Linked DNA regions of Homo sapiens: region 1 is linked to region 2. The links are chromatin loops, found by intact Hi-C in ENCODE. Cell type or tissue: IMR-90. All regions are shown on one strand. Links, peaks and the distances in the headings refer to the core of each region. The heading gives the core; the rest is flanking DNA. Region 1 overlaps IFT74 (intraflagellar transport 74). Region 2 overlaps IFT74 (intraflagellar transport 74).

What was found. Peaks named below come from ENCODE experiments on the same cell type or tissue, not always from the same donor. Only the 100,000 strongest peaks of a DNase experiment are listed, where the experiment ranks them.
Region 1: a loop joins it to region 2, with 2.3 times the contacts of the local background. A loop is called at or near these places in 1 of 110 quality-filtered maps.

What each region holds. Positions count from the first base shown.
Region 1 is chr9:27,016,755-27,022,144 of GRCh38, reverse strand. IFT74 (intraflagellar transport 74) reads right to left here. Exons shown (of 20, transcript NM_025103.4): 11 at 5,095-5,238; 12 at 3,458-3,498. Among named protein-coding and RNA genes, the nearest start is that of LRRC19, 14 kb to the right of the region's middle. In IMR-90, for the core only: no CTCF peak of the experiment used is centred there; a DNase peak (open chromatin) is centred at 2,364; H3K27ac peaks cover 1,540 bases.
Region 2 is chr9:26,962,904-26,968,293 of GRCh38, reverse strand. The region is part of intron 2 of IFT74 (intraflagellar transport 74); the gene reads right to left. Among named protein-coding and RNA genes, the nearest start is that of IFT74, 9.2 kb to the right of the region's middle. In IMR-90, for the core only: no CTCF peak of the experiment used is centred there; no DNase peak of the experiment used is centred there.

The sequences.
Region 1 (5,390 bases), core at 311-5,310, 54 kb before region 2:
TACTGACAGTCAGCTGATCTTCGAAAAAGCAAAAAAAACATAAGGTGGGGAAAGGACACCCTATTCAACAAATGGTGCTGGGATAATTGGCAAGCCACAAGTAGGAGAATGAAACTGGATCCTCATCTCTCATCTTATACAAAAATCAATTCAAGGTGAATCAGAGACTTAAATCTAAGACCTAAACCCATACAAATTCTAGAAGATAACATCAGAAAAACTCTTCTAGACATCGGCATAAGCAAAGACTTCATGAACTGAAAGAACCTAAAAGCAAATGCAACAAAAACAAAGATAAATAGATGGGACTTAATTAAACTAAAAAACTTCTGCACCACAAAAGAATCAGCAGAGTTAATAGACAACCCACAGAGTTGGAGAAAACTTTCCTAAACTGTGCATCTGACAAAGGGCTAATATCTAGAATCTACAACAAGTTCAAACAAATCAGCAAGAAAAAAAAATCCCATAAAAAAGTGAAAAGTGGGCTAAGGACATGAATAGATGACTCTCAAAAGAAGATATACAAATGGTCAACAATCATAGGAAATGATGCTCAACATCATTATCAGGGAAATGCAAATCAAAACCACAATGCAATACCACCTTACTCCTGCAAGAATGGCCATAATTAAAAAATTTTTAAAAATAGATGTTGGTGTGGATGTGGTGAAAAGGGAACACTTTTACACTGCTTGTGGAAATATAAAGTAGTACAACCACTATGGAAAACAGTATGGAGATTCCTTAAAGAACTAAAAGTAGGTCTACCATTTGATCTAGCGATCCCACTACGAGGTATCTATCCAGAGGAAATAGAAGTCATTATATGAAAAGACACTTGCACACGCATGTTGACAGCAGTACAATTTGCAACTGGAAAAATATGGAAACAGCCAAAAAGCCAACAATCAACAAGTGAATAAAGAAAATGTGGTATGTATGTGTGTGTGCGTATATATTTATACATATACATACATATATATTTATACATATACATACATATATATATGTTTATTCTACTCAGCCATAAAAAGGAACAAAATAATGGCATTCACAGCAACCTAGACAGAGTTGGAGACAGTTATTCTAAGTGAAGAAACTCAGGAATGGAAAACCAAACATTGTATGTTCTCATTTATAAGTGGGAGCTAAGCTATGAGGACGTAAAGGCATAAGAATGATACAATGGACTCCGGGGACTTGGTGGGAAGAGTGAGAGGTGGGTGAGGGATAAAACACTACACAGTGGGTAGAGTGGACACTGCTTGGTTGATGGATGCATCAAAATCTCAGAAATCACCACTCAAGAAATTATCCATGTAACCAAATACCACCTGTTCCCCAAAAACTACTGAAGTAAAAAAGATAGGCCAGGCGCGGTAGGTCACGCCTGTAAACCCAGCACTTTGGGAGGCCGAGGCGGGCAGATCACGAGGTCAGGAGATCGAGACCATCCTGGCTAACACAGTGAAACCCCGTCTCTACTAAAAATACAAAAAATTAGCCAGGCGCAGTGGCGGGCGCCTGTAGTCCCAGCTACTGGGGAGGCTGAGGCAGGAGAATGGCATGAACCTGGGAGGAGGAGCTTGCAGTGAGCCGAGATTGGGCTGCTGCACCCCAGCCTGGGCAACAGAGGGAGACTCTGTCTCAAAAAAAAAGAAAAAAAAAAAAAAGAAATAAAAAAGATAAAATAAAGCTGCTTTAAATGTTCCTAAAAGAAAAAAATATTCTCTTAGCCATAAGAATATAGAAATTTGCTTACAGTTACAAAAAACAGAAAAAAAAAATTAGTTTCTTAGTACCTTAGCCAGTATTGCAAAACACTTGACACGGGCTGCAATTCAGCTGATACTAGAGACTGTGATTCCAAAATTTAATTTCATAAGTTGTAATCAGCAACAAAAACATTACAATAGAATATGAGAGACATTAAAAGGCAATTTCGTCATTGTTGACTACTTATTAATTTACAACTTAGTTGATTAAAATTAAAACAATCTTAGCCGGGTATGGTGCTGTGTGCCTGTAGTCCCAGCTACTCGGGAGGCTGAGGCATGAGAATCCCTTGAACCCAGGATGTGGAGGTTGCAGTGAGCCAAGATTGCACCACTGCATTCCAGCCTGGGCGACAAACTGGGACTCTGTATCAGAAAAAAAAAAAAAAATTAAATTAAAACAATTGGTATGCTTTCTGGTGACTGGTAGTAAAATGATTGTTTTACAAATTTCAAATAAATGTATTCAAATACAAATAAATGAAATGTAAAATGGTAAAGCTGTTTTGGAAAACAGTCTGGTAGTTCTTCAAAAAGTTAAACATAGTCATGAGTCAGCAATTCCACTCCTAGGTATATATACAAGAGAAGTGAAAACATATGCCCACACAAAAACTTGTACATGGATGTTTATAGGAGCATGACTCATGATAATAAAAAAATGGTAACAGCCCATACATCCATTAATTGATAAATAAATAAAATATGGTATATCCATACAATGGAATACTATTTGGAAATAAAAATTAATAAAATACTAAGCATGTATTAGTATTAATAAAAACTAATACATGCTTAGTATTTTATTAATTTTTATTTCCAAATAATATTCCATTTGTCTTAGTTTTCAAGGCTCACCTATGAGCCTTGGAACAGAACAGAGAACCCAGAAATAAAGCCAAATACCAATAGTCAGCTGATCTTCGAGAAAGCAAGGCTCACTGTGCTAAGTGAAAGCATCCTGACACACAGAAGCACATATTGAATGATTCCATATATATGAAATGTCCAGAATGGGCATGGCTAGAGCTGGGAGAGGGATAAGGGAGGTGATGGTTAAAGGGTGCAGGGTTTTATTGGGCTGACTGAATAGTTCTAAAATTGACTGGGGGCATGGCATACTGGCTCACATCTTTAATCCCAGCTCTTTGGGAAGCTGAGATGGGAGGATCACTTGAGGCTAGGAGCTGGAGACTAGCCTGGGCCACATAGCAAGATCTCGACTCTACTAAAAATAAAAATAAATTAGCCAGATATGGTGGTGTGTGCCTGTAGTCCTGGCTACTTGGGAGGTTTGAGCCCAGGAGTTTGAGGTTACAGTGAGCTATATCATGCCACTTGCACTCCAGTCTGGGCAGCAGAATGAGACCTGGTCTCAAAAAGATAAAAATAAATAAAAATTGAAAAATAAAGGTGATCTAGGTGATGGCTGCACACTTCTGTGAATATACTAAAATGTTTTAAATTGTTTACATTAAATATGTCTATTATATGGTATAAAGTATATCTTAATAAAGATACTTATAAAAAAATTATACTATGCAATGGCTCTTAAACACTCAAAGAAATATTTAAAGCTATAAGTAAAATTGAAAGAATGAAAGCCACTCCTGTACCTTTAGAATGTAATTTTTAAAGTGAGAAATGGATGTAAAATGTCCTAGTATAAAGATACTTACTGTCTTTCCATGCTGGCTATTTCCTGATTATCATCTTTAATCTACAAAGGCATAAAAAGAAAGTAGTATTTAAAAAAATAACTCATTGTAAGGCTATCTTAAAGATAATTTCCTTCTAGAGTACAATTGTACTAAAGTGTCAAATCTACTCTCTTTCTTGAAATCTATTTTTTAGATTTCAACCTTTGAAGTTAAAGGGAACAGCACCAAGGAACCATTCACAGATTCCATCCTTTTTCCTCAAAGTAAGGGTAGTAACTGATATACTCACAGCTACCCTCCAGGCACCATGAGGATAGCTCATCTTCAGGCCTGGATAAGTTGATATAAACATCTAGGATTTCTGAGATTCCCCTCAGTTTCCCACAAGGTAGGGTTGCTAGATTGAGCAAGCCCAGTTAAATCTGAATTTCAGATAAATAGTGAATACCTTTGAGAGGATATATGTACCATGTAATATTTGGAATATCCATATCATTGACAAGCAATAAATAATTTTTCCATATACATATATATATCTGAAAGATTATTTATTGCTTATCTGAAATTCAAATTTAAGCAGCCATTCTATATTTTATGTGGTAGGCGTACCTCAAGATCACTCCTCCCCATCTTTCAATGATTTCTCTCCAAGGAACTACACAGGTTCTAGATTTAATACCTTTTTGAAATGATTCTAATAATTAAATAGTCCCTGAATTGATACCTACATTTCTTCTAAATGCACTGGGCTTGATCTAAGTCTAAGGGCAAAGGAGTCCCTGACTGGAGCTGTGCCCATATACATATGAAGTTCTCCTAAGGCCCTTATAGTTAGGATGTGTCAGGATAAACAACATGCTAATTATAATTTGGAGCTAAACTAAATCCACCCCTGGGGTAGTAAGAAAGCTACTAAATACATGTTACATGTGTCATGACTTTAGGACATACGATAATTTCACAGGACATTTTAATTCCATTCTCTTCATGGAGGCACTGATAATAACAACCACAAAAAGTCATTAGCCTTGGGATACTCCATTTTCTAAATACAAGGCCCAAAACAATAATGAAACATATCTTCAAAAAGATTATCTAAATATTTAATGACCAATAAAGAAGAGTTTCAAGTATTCCTAATAAGGAAAAGTTAGCTTCACCTAAGTTACTATGAAATACTTGATTAAGAAAATCTAGGCTGGGTGCCTATAGTCCCAACACTTGGAGAGGCTGAAATGGGAGGACTGCTTGAGGCCAGGAGCTGGAGACCAGCCCAGGCAACACAGTAAAACCCTATCTCTACAAAAAATAAAAATAAAAAATTGGTGTGTTGGCACATGCCTGCAGTCCCAGCTACTCGGGAGGCTGAGGTGGAGGATCACTTGAGGCCAGCAGCTCAGGGCTACAGTGAGCTATGATTGCACCACTGTGCTCCAGCCTGGGTTACAGAGCAAGATCCTACATCAAAAATAATAATAATAATAATAATAAAAGAGGAAGAAAATCTAGATTAAAAAGTCATTTCTTCACATAAACTATTTTTAGACAATACACTTACTAGCTTTACTACTTGCATTAATATCCCTTTAAAAAAAACAAATCAATACATGTACCAAAACCAGACATCTTAAAATAAGTATGTTTGTTTTGCCCACCTGCTTAAGTAATTTCTCTCTCTCTTCCATTGGAGATCCTATGCTTTTGTCTTCTGCAATCATTTGATCTCGATGGGACTCCAACTCATAAAGTTTTTCATGCAGCAATACCGCCTCCTGTTTCACCTGGGAGTGAGCTATTTCCTAAAGGAAAATAAGAAGGGAAAGTTTTAATTAGTATTTTATCAATAATTATTCTAAAATAGGTTTCAGTTTATAAGAATGGGGGTAAATTTAAACTACTAGCATCTTTAAATACAGACAGCAAATATCATTAGTACTCAATAATGCTACAA
Region 2 (5,390 bases), core at 175-5,174:
CGAGATTACATCTCAAAAAAAAAAAAAATTTTTTTTTAATTTAAAAAACGTCTCCCAGCAAAGAAAAGCTCAGGACCTGATGACTTCACTGCTGAGTTCCACCAAACATTTAAAAAAGAACTAATACTGATCCTACTAAAACTATTCTGAGAAATAGAAGAGGAGAAAATGCTTTCAAACTCATTCTACAAGACCAGTATTATCCTGATTAAAAAAAAAAAAAAAAAGACAAGACATATGAAGAAAACAGAAAACTATAGGCCAATATCCCTGATGAACATTGGTGCAAAAATCCTCAACAAAGTACCAGCAAACTGAATTAAACAACACATTAAAAAGATCATTTGTCATGACTCACTGGTATTTACCCCAGGTAACTAAAGATAGTTCAACATGTGCAAATCAATCAATGTGATAAATCATACCATCAGACTGAAGGACAAAAGCCTTCCGTTGATATTGTAAAAGCATTTGATGACATTTAACATCTCCTGATGATCAAAATCCTCAAAAAACCAGGTATAGAAGGAACATATCTAAATACAATAAAAGCTATATATGACAGATCCACAGCTAGTATCCTATGGAATGAGGAAAAACTGAAAGCCTTTCCTCTAAGATCTAGAACACAACAAGGATGCCCACTTTCACCACTGTTATTCAACACAGTACTGGAATTCCTGGCTAGAGCAATCAGACAACAAAAAGAAATAAAGGGCATCCAAACTGGAAAGGAAGAAGTCAAATTAACTCTGTTTGCAGATGATATGATCTTATATTTGGAAAAACCTAAAGACTCCACCAAAAAAACTATCTGAACTGATAAATAGTAAATTCAGTAAAACTCAGAAAAATTGCAGGATACAAAAATCAATAGCATTTCTATATGCTAACAGGGAACAACATGAAAAAAATCAAGAAAGTTATCCCATTTACAATAGCTACAAATAAAATAAAATACCTAGGAATTAACCCAAGAAGTGAAAGATCTCTACAATGAAAACTATAAAACACTGATGCAATGAACTGAAGAGAACAACAAAAAATAGAAAGATATTCCATGTTCATGGATTGGAAGAATCAACATTGTCAAAATATCCAGAATATCCAAATTAATCTACAAATTCAATGCAATCCTTGTCAAAATATCAATGACATTCTTCTCAAAAATAGAAAAAAAAATCCTAAAATTTATATAGAACCATAAAAGATCTAGGATAGCCAAACCCATCCTGAATTAAAAAAAAAAGGAAAAGAAAAAGAAAAGCATACTGGCATAAAAACAGAATAGAGAACCCAGAAATAAATCCATATATCTAGAGTGAACACATTTTTGACAAAGATGCAAGGAACATACACTGAGGAAATGCCAGTTTCTTCAATAAATGGTACTGGGAGAACTGGATATCCATAGACAAAAGAATGAAACTAGACCCATATCTCTCACCATATACAAGAATCAAATCAAAATGGATTAAAGACTTAAGACCTCAAACTATGAAACTACTAAAAGAAAACACAGGGGAAATTATCCAGAACATTGGTCTAAGCAAAGATTTCTTGAGTAATATCCCACAAGCAAAGGAAACCAAAGCAAAAATGAACAAATAGAATCACATCAAGTTAAAAAGCACCTGCACAGCAAACAATCAACAAAGTGAAGGGACAACCAACATAATAGGAGAAAATATATGAAAACTATTCATCTGACAAGAAATTAATAAACAGAATATATAAGGTGCTCCAACAACTCACTAGCAAAAAAATCTAATAATACAATAAAAAACGGGCAAAAGGTCTGAATAGACAACTTCTCAAAAGAAGATATACAAACGTCAAACAGGTATACGAAAAGGTGCTCAACATCACTGATCATCAGAGAAATGCAAATCAAAACTACAGTGAGATATCATCTCACTCCAGTTAAAACGACTTTTATCCAAAAGAAAGGCAATAGCAAATGCTGACAAATATATAAAGAAAAGGGAACCTTTGTACAGTGTTGGGGGGAATGTAAGTTAGTATAACTACTATGGAGAACAGTATGGAAGTTCCTCAAAAAACTAAAAATAGAACTATCATATGATCCAGCAATCCCACTGCAAAAGGAAAGAAATCATTATTTCAAAAAGATACCTGCATTCCTATGTTTATCACACTACTTGCCACAATAGCGAATATATGAAAAAAAAACCTGACTGTCCATCAATGGAGATGGAGGGCTACGTAAAGAAAATGTGGTATACATGTATATACATATATATACACACACACATATACACATATATATATATACACATACTATGAAACACTACTCTGCCATAATAAAGAAATCATGTCTTTTGCAGCAATATGGTTGGAACCAGAGGCCATGATCCTAAGTGAAACAATTCAGAAAGAGAAAGTCAAATACCGCATGTTCTCACTTATAAGTGGGAGCTAAACAATGGGTACATACGGACATACAGAGTGAGATAACAGACACTAAAGATTACAAAAGATGAGTGGGAGGAAGGTGAGGGTTGCTAAATTACATATTGGGTACAGTGTTCACTATTCAGGTGATGGGTACACTAAAAGCCCACACTTCATCATTACATAATATATGCATGTAAGACAACTGACCTACCCCATGAATACATACAAATTTTAAAATTTTACAAATAAACAGATAACGTGCCTGGCAAATAGTAGGTGGCCAATAAATGTCAGATTCTTTTTATAAATATTTAATTATCAATTTTTACTGGAATAAAAGAAAAAGATACCCTTACTATCCTATGTATGAAGACTTCAGAAAAATTATTTCAGTCTAAGTTGATGACGATGTCCTAATATTATTACCTGAAACTCTAGAAAAAAAATCTGAAAACTTTAGGAAAATCTGACTTTAACAAAATTATTCCCTCCAAAAAATGCTGCTCTTCTTATGAGTTAACCATAGGACCCAACATTATCTGTAGTTTGCACTTAGCCTACTGTAGGAGGTTGAGTATTGGCCCTCTGCACCTTCTCAGTTGAAATCACCTGTGTGAAAATCAGATAAATTTATGGACATTTTTGTCTATTCATTTATTTCCATTTCAATTCTATGTATTTATAAATTTATGTTTTCTATGTTAAATTGATATCACTTTTAAACTTTTGTTAAAGTATATTATTTTCTGAAATATCTTGAAAGTAGTTTGTAATGACTATCTAACAGCCTTTATAGGGATATACATATCATTATTTAAGATTCACCTGTTGTAAGTCTTCTAGGTTGTTTCCCAATTTTTACATTATAATGATAACGAAAATGTAATAATTATCTTTACAGGATATCCTTCTGCTTAGAATATCAACTCATAAACTTCATCTAACTTTTCCTCATATGATGTGTTTCTCTTATTCACTATTTATGACACACTCTCTTATATTAAGCTCTTTAACATTTACTAGAGTTTACCTCCAGGTGCCGTGGCAATCAGAATATTGTTTCACTCATTGTCTATAACATATTTTACATTAGAGTACTGTACTTTTTCTTATTTTTGTGGTATTGTTCTAGATGAGTTTTAGAATAGTTTTATAATATTACCCCTAGCATCAAAAGAAATGTCATGAAATTTTGATTGGACATAAGGCTTGTGGTCTTAATACAGAAAGAGCACTTAAAAATTAGTAAAGTTTACAACAAATGGAAGAACATTCCATGCTCACGGGTAGGAAGAATCAATATCATGAAAATGGCCATACTGCCCAAGGTAATTTATAGATTCAATGCCATCCCCATCAAGCTACCAATGACTTTCTTCACAGAATTGGAAAAAACTACTTTAAAGTTCATATGGAACCAAAAAAGAGCCCGCATCGCCAAGTCAATACTAAGCCAAAAGAACAAAGCTGGAGGCATCACACTACCTGACTTCAAACTATACTACAAGGCTACAGTAACCAAAACAGCATGGTACTGGTACCAAAACAGAGATATAGATCAATGGAACAGAACAGAGCCCTCAGAAATAACGCCGTATATCTACAACTATCTGATCTTTGACAAACCTGAGAAAAACAAGCAATGGGGAAAGGATTCCCTATTTAATAAATGGTGCTGGGAAAACTGGCTAGCCATATGTAGAAAGCTGAAACTGGATCCCTTCCTTACACCTTATACAAAAATCAATTCAAGATGGATTAAAGACTTAAACGTTAGACCTAAAACCATAAAAACCCTAGAAGAAAACCTAGGCATTACCATTCAGGACATAGGCATGGGCAAGGACTTCATGTCTAAAACACCAAAAGCAATGGCAACAAAAGCCAAAATTGACAAATGGGATCTCATTAAACTAAAGAGCTTCTGCACAGCAAAAGAAACTACCATCAGAGTGAACACGCAACCTACAAAATGGGAGAACATTTTCGCAACCTACTCATCTGACAAAGGGCTAATATCCAGAATCTATCTACAATGAACTCCAACAAATTTACAAGAAAAAAACAAACAACCCCATCAAAAAGTGGGCGAAAGACATCAACCGACACTTCCCAAAAGAAGACATTTATGCAGCCAAAAAACACATGAAACAATGCTCATCATCACTGGCCATCAGAGAAATGCAAGTCAAAACCACAATGAGACACCATCTCACACCAGTTAGAATGGCGATCATTAAAAAGTCAGGAAACAACAGGTGCTGGAGAGGATGTGGAGAAATAGGAACACTTTTACACTGTTGGTGGGACTGTAAACTAGTTCAACCATTGTGGAAGTCAGTGTGGCGATTCCTCAGGGATCTAGAACTGGAAATACCATTTGACCCAGCCATCCCATTACTGGGTATATACCCAAAGGACTATAAATCATGCTGCTATAAAGACACATGCACACGTATGTTTATTGCGGCATTATTCACAATAGCAAAGACTTGGAACCAACCCAAATGTCCAACAATGATAGACTGGATTAAGAAAATGTGGCACATATACACCATGGAATACCATGCAATCATAAAAAATGATGAGTTCATGTCCTTTGTAGGGACATGGATGAAATTGGAAATCATCATTCTCAGTAAACTACCGCAAGAACAAAAAACCAAACACCGCATATTCTCACTCATAGGTGGGAATTGAACAATGAGATCACATGGACACAGGAAGGGGAATATCACACTCTGGGGACTGTTGTGGGGTGCGGGGAGAGAGGAGGGATAGCATCGGGAGATACACCTAATGCTAGATGACGAGTTAGTGGGTGCAGCACACCAGCATGGCACATGTATACATATGTAACTAACCTGCACAATGTGCACATGTACCCTAAAACTTAAAGTATAACAAAAAAATAAAAATAAAAAAAAGAAAAAAAGAAAAAAAAAAAAATTAGTAAAGTTTACCTTTTAATT